2 separate regions of the Homo sapiens genome follow, and region 1 is linked to region 2. Evidence: read pairs that join two places in POLR2A ChIA-PET (ENCODE). Cell type or tissue: PC-9. All regions are shown on one strand. Each heading gives the region's core, and the rest is flanking DNA. Links, peaks and the distances in the headings are about the cores only.

What was found. Peaks named below come from ENCODE experiments on the same cell type or tissue, not always from the same donor. Only the 100,000 strongest peaks of a DNase experiment are listed, where the experiment ranks them.
Region 1: POLR2A ChIA-PET joins it to region 2 with 8 read pairs; 16 of 35 experiments call an interaction of 5 or more read pairs at or near these places.

The regions. Positions count from the first base shown.
Region 1 is chr1:153,998,232-154,006,309 of GRCh38, forward strand. It overlaps NUP210L (nucleoporin 210 like), which reads right to left. Exons shown (of 40, transcript NM_207308.3): 36 at 3,504-3,754; 37 at 2,625-2,829. Among named protein-coding and RNA genes, the nearest start is that of RPS27, 12 kb to the left of the region's middle. In PC-9, for the core only: no CTCF peak of the experiment used is centred there; a DNase peak (open chromatin) is centred at 3,590; H3K27ac peaks cover 2,835 bases.
Region 2 is chr1:153,891,438-153,895,437 of GRCh38, forward strand. The region is part of intron 1 of GATAD2B (GATA zinc finger domain containing 2B); the gene reads right to left. Among named protein-coding and RNA genes, the nearest start is that of GATAD2B, 30 kb to the right of the region's middle. In PC-9, for the core only: no CTCF peak of the experiment used is centred there; no DNase peak of the experiment used is centred there.

The DNA of each region.
Region 1 (8,078 bases), core at 1,750-5,749, 110 kb after region 2:
GCTAACTTTAAGTTAGTGGTCAATTGAAAATAAAGATGCACGGCCAGGCGCAGTAACTTACGCCTGTAATCCCATCATTTTGGGAGGCCAAGGTGGGTGGATCATTTGAGATCAGGAGTTCGAGACCAGCCTGGCCAACATGGTGAAACCTTGCCTCTACTAAAAATACAAAAATTAGCCAGGCGTGGTGGCGGGCACCTGCAATCCTAGCTACTTGGGAGGCTGAGGGAGGAGAATTGCTTGAACCTGGGAGTGGAGGTTGCAGTGAGCTGAGATGGTGCCACTGCACTCCAGACTGGGCGACAGAGCGAGGTTCTGTCTCAAAAAAAAAAAAAAAAAAGGAAAGAAAAAGATGCAATTTTTCTCCACTTGGGTAATGGACACCTTGAATTCTATCTATGGACCTTTGTGGGGATCCGTGGTCTCTAGATTTAAAAACTCTGTTCCAATACATTCTGTGATAGTATCTAGAGATCCTTTTTTTTTTTTTTTTTTTTTTAATTCCTGAGACAGGGTCTCGTTTTGTCACCCAGGCTGGAGTGCAGTGGTGTGATCATGCCTCACTGCAACTTCAACCTCCTGGGCTTAGGCAGTCCTCCCACCTCAACCTCCTGCCTGGACTTCAGGTGCATGCCACCATGCCTGGCTAATTCTTTTGATTTTTAGTAGAGATAAGGTCTTGCTGTGTTGCTTAGCCTGGTCTTGAACTCCTGAGCTCAAGTGATCCTCCATCTTAGCCTCCCAAAGTGCTAGGATTACAGGTGTGAGCCACTGCACCAGCATCTCAGTTTCCTCAGCTCTTGGGGAAAAATACCTACCTCCTAGAGTTATGAGAATTAAACCAAAAGCATATAAATGTGCTTAGGATAATGATCAATACAAACCAGATGCTCACGTAAACATCAGCAAAAACCTATTTCCCATTAGGAGATACACTATAATTTAGCTTAGATAGTTCCCAGTAATTAAGTAGCTTCCCTTGAGGGGTGGGGAAGTGGGCGTGACAAATACAATATAAGGAGACTGATGGTTCTCTAGCTTTTCTAACACCTTTTCGTAACTATTCCCATCCTATCCAATGTGGCATTATTTCTAAACTAGGTAATGCCTGGAATCAGGATTTGGGAAAGCTAAGTCTTGGTTCTAGGGTTAACATTGGCCCATTGCCTGATGCAAAAAGATTTAAATACTTTTGAAGACAACAAAACATTTATCAATAAGATTGGCCGGGTGCGGTGGCTCATGCCTGTAATCCCAGCACTTTGGGAGGCCAAGGCGGGTGGATCACCTGAGGTCAGGAGTTCCAGACCAGCCTGGCCAACATGGTGAAACCCCATTTCTACAAAAATACAAAAATTAGCAGGGCATGGTGGTGTGTGCCTGTAATCCCAGCTACTCAGGAGTCTGAGGCGGGAGAATCGCTTGAACTTGGGAGGTGGAGGTTGCAGTGAGCCGAGATCACGACATTGCACTCCAGCCTGGGTGACAGAGCAAGACTCTCTCAAAAAAAAAAAAAAAAAAAAAAAGGTTTAAAATAGGGCAAATAGTATACTTACAAAGCTGGCAAACTCGTGTTAAACTGACAACTATTCTTTTTCCTTTTTTTTTTTTTGAGACAGGGTCTTGCTCTGTCACCAGGCTGGAGTGCAGTGGCACAATCACAGTTCACTGCAGCCTTGAACTCCTGGTCTCAAGCAATCCTCCTGCCTCAGCCTCCCGAGTAGCTGGGACCACAGGTCCATGCCACCATGCCCAGGTAATTTTTTTTTTGTACTTTTTTGTTGATACAGAGTTTTGCCTTGTTCCCCAGGCTGGTCTTGAACTCCTGAGCTCAAGGGATCTGCCCACCTCGGCCTCCCAAAGTGCTGGAATTACAAGGCATGGGCCATCATGCCTGGCTGACAACTATTCTTAAATATATAAGTTAAATATAAAATTTAGGTAGTGTTAAGAAAGCTACCTAAAGGTTGTATTTTGGGTAGGTTTGGAAGATTCATGCCTCAACTAGTTTGAGTAATCTTGGTCAAGTGGCTGAATGTTTCCCATTAACTAAACTGTGATAACATCTGTCCCCCCATATCTGTGGGGAATATGTTCCAAGACCCTCAGTGGATGCCACAGATAATATTGAACCCTCTACGTACTATGTTTTCCTTACTGAGTTGAGAACTTCCACTTTTTCACTTAAAGGAAGCACTTTCCAGCTTCTTTTTGGCATACCCGAATTGCAGGCATCACCACTCTTGTGCTTTGGAGCCATTATTAAGTAAAATAAGGGTTACTTGAAACAAGCACTGCACTGTGATACCTTGATACCAGTTGATTTGATAGCAGAGACTGCTACTAAGTGACTAAAGGGCTGATAGTGTATACGGTGTGAACATGCTGGACAAAGAGATGATTCATGGTTGGGGACCAGAGCAGGACAGTGTGAGATTTCCTCATGCTATTTGGAACAGTGCACAATTTAAACTGTTTATTTCAGGAGTTTTTCATTTATTTTTGGACCGTGGTTGACAGTTAAGTGAAATGCGGAAAGCAAAACTGCAGATGGGGGGTACTAATGTAATACATTCTTTCTTCTTTTCCTCTCTAGATTATAAATAGGAATCTCTGATGCTTACCTGCACCCAACTTATCTTTCATAGCCCTCACTACCACTGCCTCACTTTGACTGGTGAGTACACAGGAAATATTGATGAAAACAGGTGATGCCATTTGCTGGAAGGAAGTGAAGTTGACCACTCTTACAGAGTAAATGGCCAGGCCAGGAGTGAGGGGAGAGTGGCTATGGCCAGCGACCACTAGAACTGGGGAGCTGGAGATGACCTTGGAGAAAAGATAAAACCTTTTATTTAAAAGAAGAAAAATCAACTTTGTATCAGTATGTTCCAATCTGAAACATATACAGTACAATAATTGTCAAGATCTGGATTTCTAGCTAGCTAGCCGACAATCAAATCATTTACTTTTTTGTTGTTGTTGAGAGGGAGTCTCGCTCTGTCACCCAGGCTGGAGTGCAGTGGCGCGATCTCAGCTCCCTGCAACCTCTGCCTCCCGGGTTCAAGCAATTTTCCTGCCTCAGCCTCCCGAGTAGCTGGGACTACAGGTGTCCGCCACCACGTCCAGCTAATTTTTGTACTTTTAGTAGAGAAGAGGTTTCACCATGTTGGCCAGGATGGTCTTGATCTGTTGACCTTGTGATCCACCCACTTTGGCCTCCCAAAGTGCTGGGATTACAGGCATGAGCCACCGCGCTCGGCCAATCATTTACTTTTTTTACTCCTTTAGGTATGTTGACAAAGCTTATGACCTAGATTTTGGACTCTGGGAGCCTGCCTGGCATTATGAAGGAGATGGGTTTTCTTCATTTGATTTTGTCATTTCCTATGGTAATTTTTATTAGGTCACTCAGTAACTTCTTTTGCCCTTGAAGTGAGAATGAAAACTATCTTTTCAAATTCCTGATCTCTTGTTCTGTTTTGGTTCAGTTCTTAACATACCTCTAGCTTCCTAAGAACTCTGTCCACTCCCAGTACTCTTATCTCCCCGATATCTTGTTTGTGGCTAAGAACCAATTCTGACTGGTTAATATAAAAGGCTGGGATGAAAGGAATGAGGATTCGTTGCATTCCATTCTTGCTACGTTCACTGACCAGTGTAGCCCACCCATAGACTGAGGTGTCAGCCACACTGAGGGCCTGTAGCAGCTCCTCTGACTGCGGTCGAACCTTGATTATGCAGACATAAACCCCTGGAAAAAAAAGAGGAAAAACTGAGCAGGAAGGTTCAGAGGCTCTATTGAGCCAACTGAATTAGGATAGGAAGGGAAAATTGTGACATGCAAATTCAGCAAAAGAGAAAATGTGAATTTAGTTTTGAGTATTCAATATCAGCACAATATTGGCCACTACGAGGAGGATGCCAAATAAAAAGAAAAATACTCCTAGAGAAACCACAACTAAACTTGTTTTCTGAGAATACCATTCTTTCTTTTTTTTGGAGACAGGGTCTCACTGTGTCGTGCAGGCTAGAGCACAGTGGCGTGATCATGGCATTCTGCAGCCCGACCTCCCAGGCTCTGGCGATCCTCCCACCTCAGCCTCCCGAGTAGCTGGGATTACAGGCATGAGCCACTGTGCCTGGCTAATTTTTGTATTTTTTAGCTGAGGTGGGTGGATCACAAGGTCAAGAGTTCGAGACCAGCCTGGCCAACATGGTGAAACCCCCATCTCTACTAAAAATACGAGGATTAGCCGGGTGTGATGGTGGGTACCTGTAATCCCAGCTACTTGGGAGACTGAGGCAGGGAAATTGCTTGAGATGGACGTTGCAGTGAGCTGAGATCACACCACTGCATTCCAGCTTGGGGACAGAGCAAGACTCCGTCTCAAAAAAAAAAATTATATTTTTTATAGAGAAGGGACTTCATTATGTTGCCCAGGCTGGTCTCAAACTCCTGGGCTCAAGCGATCCTCCTGCCTTGGCCTCCCAAAGTGCTGGGTTTACAGGCGTGAGAAACTGCTCCCTGGCTAAGAATACCATTCTTATTCAACATGTCAGGGAATATTAAATGATATAACACAAGCAGGGCAATTAAGAGCTGGGGATATAGAATGAAGTAGTCAGTGCTGGTGAACTCAGGAAAGGGTTTGTGAAAGACAGACAAGCTTTGAGCATCATTAATAACTTATGTATCAGACCACCTCTTGGTGTCATTATTTTTATCAATGGTAGGAACTGTTTTTCCAGTTACCCATGATTAATCCTTAGCTGTCTTTTTTTTTTTTTTTTAAAGAGACAGAATTTCACACTGTTGCCCAGGCTGGAGTGCAGTGGTGCAATTCTACCTCACTGCAGCCTTAAACTCCTGGGCTCAAGTAATCCTCCCACCTCAGCCTCCCAGGCAGCTAGGACTCCAGGCATGTGCCACCATGCCTGGCTAATTTTTAATTTTTATTTATTGCTATTATTATTATTTTATATATATTTTTGAGACAGAGTCTCGCCCTGTTGCCCAGGCTAGAGTGCAGTGGCGCAATCTCAGCTCACTGCAAGCTCTGCCTCCCAGGTTCACGCCATTCTCCTGCCTCAGCCTCCCAAGTAGCTGGGACTACAGGCGCCTGCCACCACATCCGGCTAATTTTTGTATTTTTAGTAGAGACGAGGTTTTACCTTGTTAGCCAGGATGGTCTCGATCTCCTGACCTCGTGATCCTCCCACCTCAGCCTCCCAAAGTGCTGGGATTACAGGCGTGAGCCACCATGCCTGGACTATTTATTATTTTTGTAGAGACAGAGTCTTGCTCTTGCCCAGGCCGGACTGCAGTGGCACAATCACAACTCACTGAAACCTTGAATTCTTGGGCTCAAGCAATCTTCCTGCCTCAGAGCTAGGGCTACAGGTGCGCGCCACCATGCCTGGCTATTTTATTTTTTGAGAGACAAGGTCTTGCTATGTTGCCCAGGCTGGTTTCAAACTCCTGGGCTCAAGTGATCCTCCCACTTCAGCCTCCTAAAACATTGGGATTATAGGCATGAGCCACTGCACCTGGCCTTAGTTGTCTTTACATCCTTTCCTTCATCCCTATATCCAATCATTTCCAAATCTTGCTTACTCCTTCTCTGAAATGTCTCTGACATCTGCCCCTTCTTAGTATTTCTCTATTAGTCTGGTCTAGACCCTTATCAATGCATGCTTGGATTATTGCAATTGGATAATTATGGATAATTAGTCTGGGCTAGACCCTTACTAGTCTGGTCCAGACCCATTAGTCTGGTCTAGACCCTTATCAATTCATGCTTGCATTATTGCCCCTTCACAGGTATCCTTGCCTGTTTTTTGTTTTTTTTTTTGAGATGGAGTCTCACTCTGTTGCCCAGGCTGGAGTGCAGTGGCGCGATCTTGGCTCACTGCAAACTCCGCCTCCTGGGTTCACGCCATTCTTCTGCCTCAGCCTCCCGAGTAGCTGGGACTACAGGTGCCCACCACCACGCCCGGCTAATTTTTTTGTATTTTTAGTAGAGACGGGGTTTCACCATGTTAGCCAAGATGGTCTCGATCTCCTGACCTCGTGATCCACCTGCCTCAGCCTCTCAAAATGCCAGGATTACAGGCGTGAGCCACTGCGCCCGGCCTTCTTTTTTTTTCTTTTGAGACGAAGTCTCGTTCTGTCGCCCAGGCTGGAGTGCAGTGGTGCGATCTCAGCTCACTTCAAGCTCTGCCTCCCTGGTTCAAGTGATTCTCCTGCCTCAGCCTCCCACGTAGCTGGGATTACAGGTGCCCTACTAATTTTTGTATTTTTAGTAGAGGCAGAGTTTCACCATGTTGGCCAGGCTGGTCTTGAACTCCTGACCTCAAATGATCTGCCCACCTCAGCCTCCCAAAGTGCTGGGATTACCATGCCCTGCCGTTATTCCTCTTTTCTTTCTTTGAGACAGGTTCTCCATCTGTTGCCCAGGCTGTAGTGCAGTGGTGTGATCACGGCTCACTGCAGCCTTGAACTCTTGGGCTCAAGGGATTCCCCCACCTTGGCCTCCTGAGTAGCTGGGATTACAGGCATGAGCCACTGTGGCCAGGCTATTCCTCTTTTCTTTTTTTCTTTTCTTTTCTTTCTTTCTTTCTTTTTTTTTTTTTTTTTGAGATGGAATCTCACTCTATCGCCCAGGCTGGAGTGTAGTGGCATAATTTTGGCTCACTGCAACCTCCACCTCCTGGGTTCAAGCAGTTCTCCTGCCTCAGCCTCCTGAGTAGCTGGGATTACAGGTGTGTGCCACCACGCCCAGTTAGTTTTTGTATTTTTAGTAGAGACAGGGTTTCACCATGTTGGTCAGGCTGGTCTCAACTCCTGACCTTGTGATCCACCCTCCTCGGCCTCCCAAAGTGCTGGGATTACAGGCATGAGCCACCGTGCCCGGCCTCCTCTTTTCTTTTTCTTATCCATTCTACATACTGCCACTAAATCCTTAAAAACTGCCTTCATTATTTATTTATTTATTTATTTTTTTGAGATGGAGTCTTGTCTGTCGCCCAGGCAAAATGGAGTGCAGTGGTGTGATCTCAGCTCACTGCAACCTCCGTCTCCTGGGTTCAAGCAATTCTCCTGCCTCAGCCTCCCAAGTAGCTGGGACTACCCAAGTAGCGTGAGCCACCAGGCCTGGCTAATTTTTGTATTTTTCGTAGATTCGGGGTTTCACCACGTTGGCCAGGCTGGTCTTGAACTCCTGACCTCAGGTGATCCACCGCCTTGGCCTCCCAAAGTGCTTGGATTACAGGTGTGAGCCACCGCGCCCAGTGTTTGTTTGTTTGTTTGTTTGTTTTTTGAGATGGAGTTTTGCTCCTGTTGCCTAGGCTGGAGTGCAATGATGTGATTTCAGCTCACCACAACCTCTGCCTCCCGGGTTCAAGTGATTCTCCTGCCTCAGCCTCCCGAGTAGCTGGGATTACAGGTATGCAACACCACGTCTGGCTAATTTTGTATTTTTGTATTTTTTTTTCTTTTTTTTTTTTGAGACAGCGTTTTGCTCTTGTTGCCCAGGCTGGAGTGCAATGGCGTGATCTCAGCTCACTGCAATCTCCGCCTCCCGGGTTCAAGTGATTCTCCTGCCTGAGCCTCCTGAGTGGCTGGGATTACAGGCATGCGCCATCACACCTGGCTAATTTTGTATTTTTAGTAGAGACGGGTTTCTCCACATTGGTAAGGCTGGTCTCGAACTCCCGACCTCAGGTAATCTGCCCACCTCAGTCTCCCAAAGTGCTGGGATTACAGGCATGAGCCACCGCGCCCCGCCCTAATTTTGTATTTTTAGTAGAGATGGGGTTTCTCCATGTTGATCATGCTGGTCTTGAACTCCCAACCTCAGGTAATCCACCTGCCTCAGCCTCCCAAAGTGTTGGGATTACAGGCGTGAGCCACCGCACCTGGCCAAAAACTGCCTTCATTTTTATTTTATTCATTTATTTATTTAGACAGAGTCTTGCTCTGTCACCAAGGCTAGGGTGTAGTAGCATTATCATGGCTCACTGCAGCCTCAACCTCCTGGGCCCAAGTGATTTCATCTTATTTTTGGAAAAAAAAA
Region 2 (4,000 bases), core at 1-4,000:
GGGCACCTGTAAATCCCAGCTACTTGGGAGGTTGAGGCAGGAGAACTGCTTGAGCCCAGGAGGCAGAGTTTGTAGTGAGCTGAGATCGTGCCACTGCACTCCAGCCTGGGCAACAAAAGTGAAACTCTGTCTCGTTTAAAAAAAAAAAAAAAAAAAAAAAAGAGGTGGGGGGGAGAGGCAAAGGGAAGGAAAAAGGAGAGGGGAAGGGTAAGAGGAGGTAAGTATGGGGGGGGGGGAGGGGAGGGAAAAGAAGTAGATTAAGTTCTGTCTCCAAAGAAAGAGATGTCCTTTTTTACTGTAAACTTTTTCCAATTGTAAATTCTGTACCATGTGCATATATCACCTATCCAAAAACTGACTAAAATTTAAAAATAAAAGGAATGGCTAGATTTAACATAATTACTAAAAGACATAAGCACAATGAAAATTAGGGACAGAGTTTATGGCCGGGTGCAGTGGCTCATGCCTGTAATCCTAGCACTTTGGGAGGCTGAGGCGGGCGGATCATGAGGTCAAGAAATCGAGACCATCCTGGCCAACATGGTGAAGCCCCGTATCTACTAAAAACACAAAAATTAGCCAGGCATGGCGGTGGCAGACGCCTGTAGTCCCAGCTACTCGGGAGGCTGAGGCAGGAGAATTGCTTAAACCCAGGAGGCGGAGGTTGCAGTGAGCCGAGATCATTTCACTGCACTCTAGCCTGGCAACAGAGTGAGACTCCGTCTCAAAAAAAAAAAAAAAAAAAAAAGAAAAGACAAGACAATTAGGGACAGAATCCCCAGGCCTAGCTAGAAGCAGCATAAGTCACTCACAAAACTCAAGAGTAAAACAGGTAACAAGACTATTATAGTATATAGAACACTACCACTAGTTAAGGTAAGACACACTAAAGGCTAAAGATCAGATATCTAGGAAAAAAGATCTAGCTGACCAAATATTAAACATACTAATAAGTATTCCCTCCTATTGAATCCAAGGGAAAAATAAATAAACTGATAAGTAAAGGGGTCTTTCAGGGTCAAAGCATCATCACTCACCTAGAACTCTCTAGACTGTAGAGGGATACATGAATACATAGCTGCTCATAACAATTGACTAGTAAATGGTCAAGGAGTTTAAAATCAGAATTGATGGATAAGATATGCCAATGTGAAATTCTGGACATTCATCGCTTCTGTCCAACAATATTATAAAATAATTTTGTCATCAAAATGGGCCCAACATTAGACAGTATCCAGTAGACTTGTAAGAAACCTTTTTTTTTTTTTTTTTTTTTTGAGACAGTCTCCCTGTGTCACCCAGGCTGGAGTGCAGTTGTGCCATCTTGGCTTATTGCAACCTCTGCCTCCCGGGTTCGGGCAATTATCCTACCTCCGCCTCCCAAGTAGCTGGGACTACAGGCACGTGCCACCACGCCTGGCTAATTTTTGTATTTTTAGTAGAGACGGGGTTTCACAATGTTGGCCAAGCTGATCTTGAACTCCTGACCTCGTGATCCACCCGCCTCGGCCTCCCAAAGTGCTGGGATTATAGGTGTGAGCCACTGCGCCCGGCCAAGAAATCTTCTTTATTGAAATGAGGGAAGAAAATATTCATGCAGAGGAGTGGATCAAGTTCTGTGAGGCTGTACCTAAACACAGTACAAGAGGAAAAACTTGTCTGGTCTGGATTTTACCTAGAGGAAACTTCTAGCAGTCTATTAGCTGAGATTTGCCCATTAGCATTGATGAGCACATGGAACCTACAGGAAAAACAGTGACACTTTTCTTCAATTCAGTGACATAAAGATTTGTCAAAATTCTGACTGTTGTTACGAGGATTTGGTATAGTAGGCAGGCTTATCATTTTACAGGGCAGTAAATGTTCACCTTAAAAAGTTTATCCCAGCTGGGCACGGGCCGGCTCACATCTGTAATCCCAGCACTTTGGGAGACTGAGGCAGGCAGATCACTTGAGCCCAGAAGTTTCACACCAGCCTGGGTGACATGCCGAAACCCAGTCTCTACAAAAAAAGACAAAAAGTTAGCTGGGCAGGGTGGCACATGCCTGTAGTCCCAGCTACTCAAGAGGCTGAAGTGGGAGGATTGCTTGAGCTGCAGGAGGCAGAGGTTGCAGTGAGCCGAGATCACAACACTGCACTCCAGCCTGGGCAACAGAGCAAGACTCTGTCTCAAAAAAAAAAATAAAATAAGTTTACCCCTTCCCCTAAGTAAAACTGAACTTTTAGAAAAGTTTATTCTTGGCCAGGCACACTGGCTCATGCCTGTAATCCCAGCACTTTGGAGGCCAAGGTGGGTGGATCACAGGGTCAGGAGTTCGAGAACAGCCTGGTCAACATGGTGAAATCCCATCTCTACTGAAAATATAAAAATTAGCCAGGCATCGTGGCAGGTGCCCGTAATCCCAGCTACTCAGGAGGCTGAGACGGGAGAATCGCTTGAACCTGGGAGGCGGGGGCTGCAGTGAGCCGAGATCGCACCACTGCACTTGGCCTGGGTGACTGAACAAGACTCCATCTAAAAAAAAAAAAAAAAAAAAAAAAAAACCCAAAAAATGTCCCCATACTAACTGGAACCACTATATTAAACACCACCAACATGACTTTATCTTCAAGGAGGTTTGTGGCAATTATTACCAAGTCTCAAGCTTGTAGTTGAACACAAATACTACCAGAGGAAGTCAGAATAGTGGCTACCTGTTGGAGTGGAGGAGGGTAATGACTAGGAGAGAACATAAAACAGACTTCTGGGACTGAGCATGTGGCTTACGCTTGTAATCCCAGCACTTTGGGAGGTTGAGGCGGGCAGATCACTTGAGGTCAGGAGTTCAAAACCAGCCTGGCCAACATGGTGAAACCTCGTCTCTACTAAAAATACAAAAATTAGCCAGGTGTGGTGGCACACGCCTGCAGTTCTAGCTACTCAGGAGGCTGAGGCAAGAAAATCGCTTCAACCCAGAAGGCAGAGGTTGCAGTGAGCTGAATTCGTGCCGCCGCACTCCAGCATGGGCGACAGAGCAAGATTCTGTCTCAAAAAACAAAAAAAGACTTCTGGGTCTTCTATATCTCTATCTGGGTGGTCACCTTACAATTAAACTACTTTTCTGTATGTACATTATACCTCAGTTAAAAAAAAAAGTTTACGGGCCAGGTACAGTGGCTCACGCCTGTAATCCTAGCACTTTGGGAGGCCGAGACAGGCAGATCACGAGGTCAGAAGATTGAGACCATCCTGGCTAACACGGGGAAACCCCGTCTCTACTAAAAATACAAAAAATTAGCCAGGCATGGTGGCACGCGCCTGCAGTCCCAGCTACTTGGCAGGCTGAGGCAGGAGAATCGCTTGAACCCGAGAGGCAGAGGTCGCAGTAAGTGGAGATTGCTCCACTGCACTCCAGCCTGGGTGACAGGTCGAGACTACGTCTCAAAAAAACAAACAAAGGCTGGGCGAGGTGGCTCACACCTGTAATCCCAGCACTTTGGGGGGCCAAGGCAGGTGGATCACCTGAGGTCAGGAGCTCAAGACCAGCCTGACCAACATGGAGAAACCCCATCTCTACTAAAAATACAAAATTAGTCAGGTGTGGTGGCACATGCCTGTAATCCCAGCTACTTGGGAGGCTGAGGCAGGAGAATCCCTTGAACCTAGGAGGCAGATGTTGCGGTGAACCAAGATCACATCATTGCACTCCAGCCTGGGCAACAAGAGCGAAGCTCCGTCTCAAAAACAAACAAACAAACAAAAAGTTAGCTGGGCGTGGTGGAACGTGCCTGTAGTCCCAGCTACTTGGGAGGCTGAAGCATGAGAGAATCAGGTGAACCTGGGAGGCAGAGGGTGCAGTGAGCCAAGATCGCGCCACTGCACTGCAGCCTGGGTGACAGAGCGAGACTCCATCTCAAAAAAAAAAAAAAAGTTTACAGAAACTGATAAACAAGAGATTGGCAGTATTTCCTTGGCTTAATGCTGATGACAGTCAGGTACAAGAGGTACAGAACCAACCA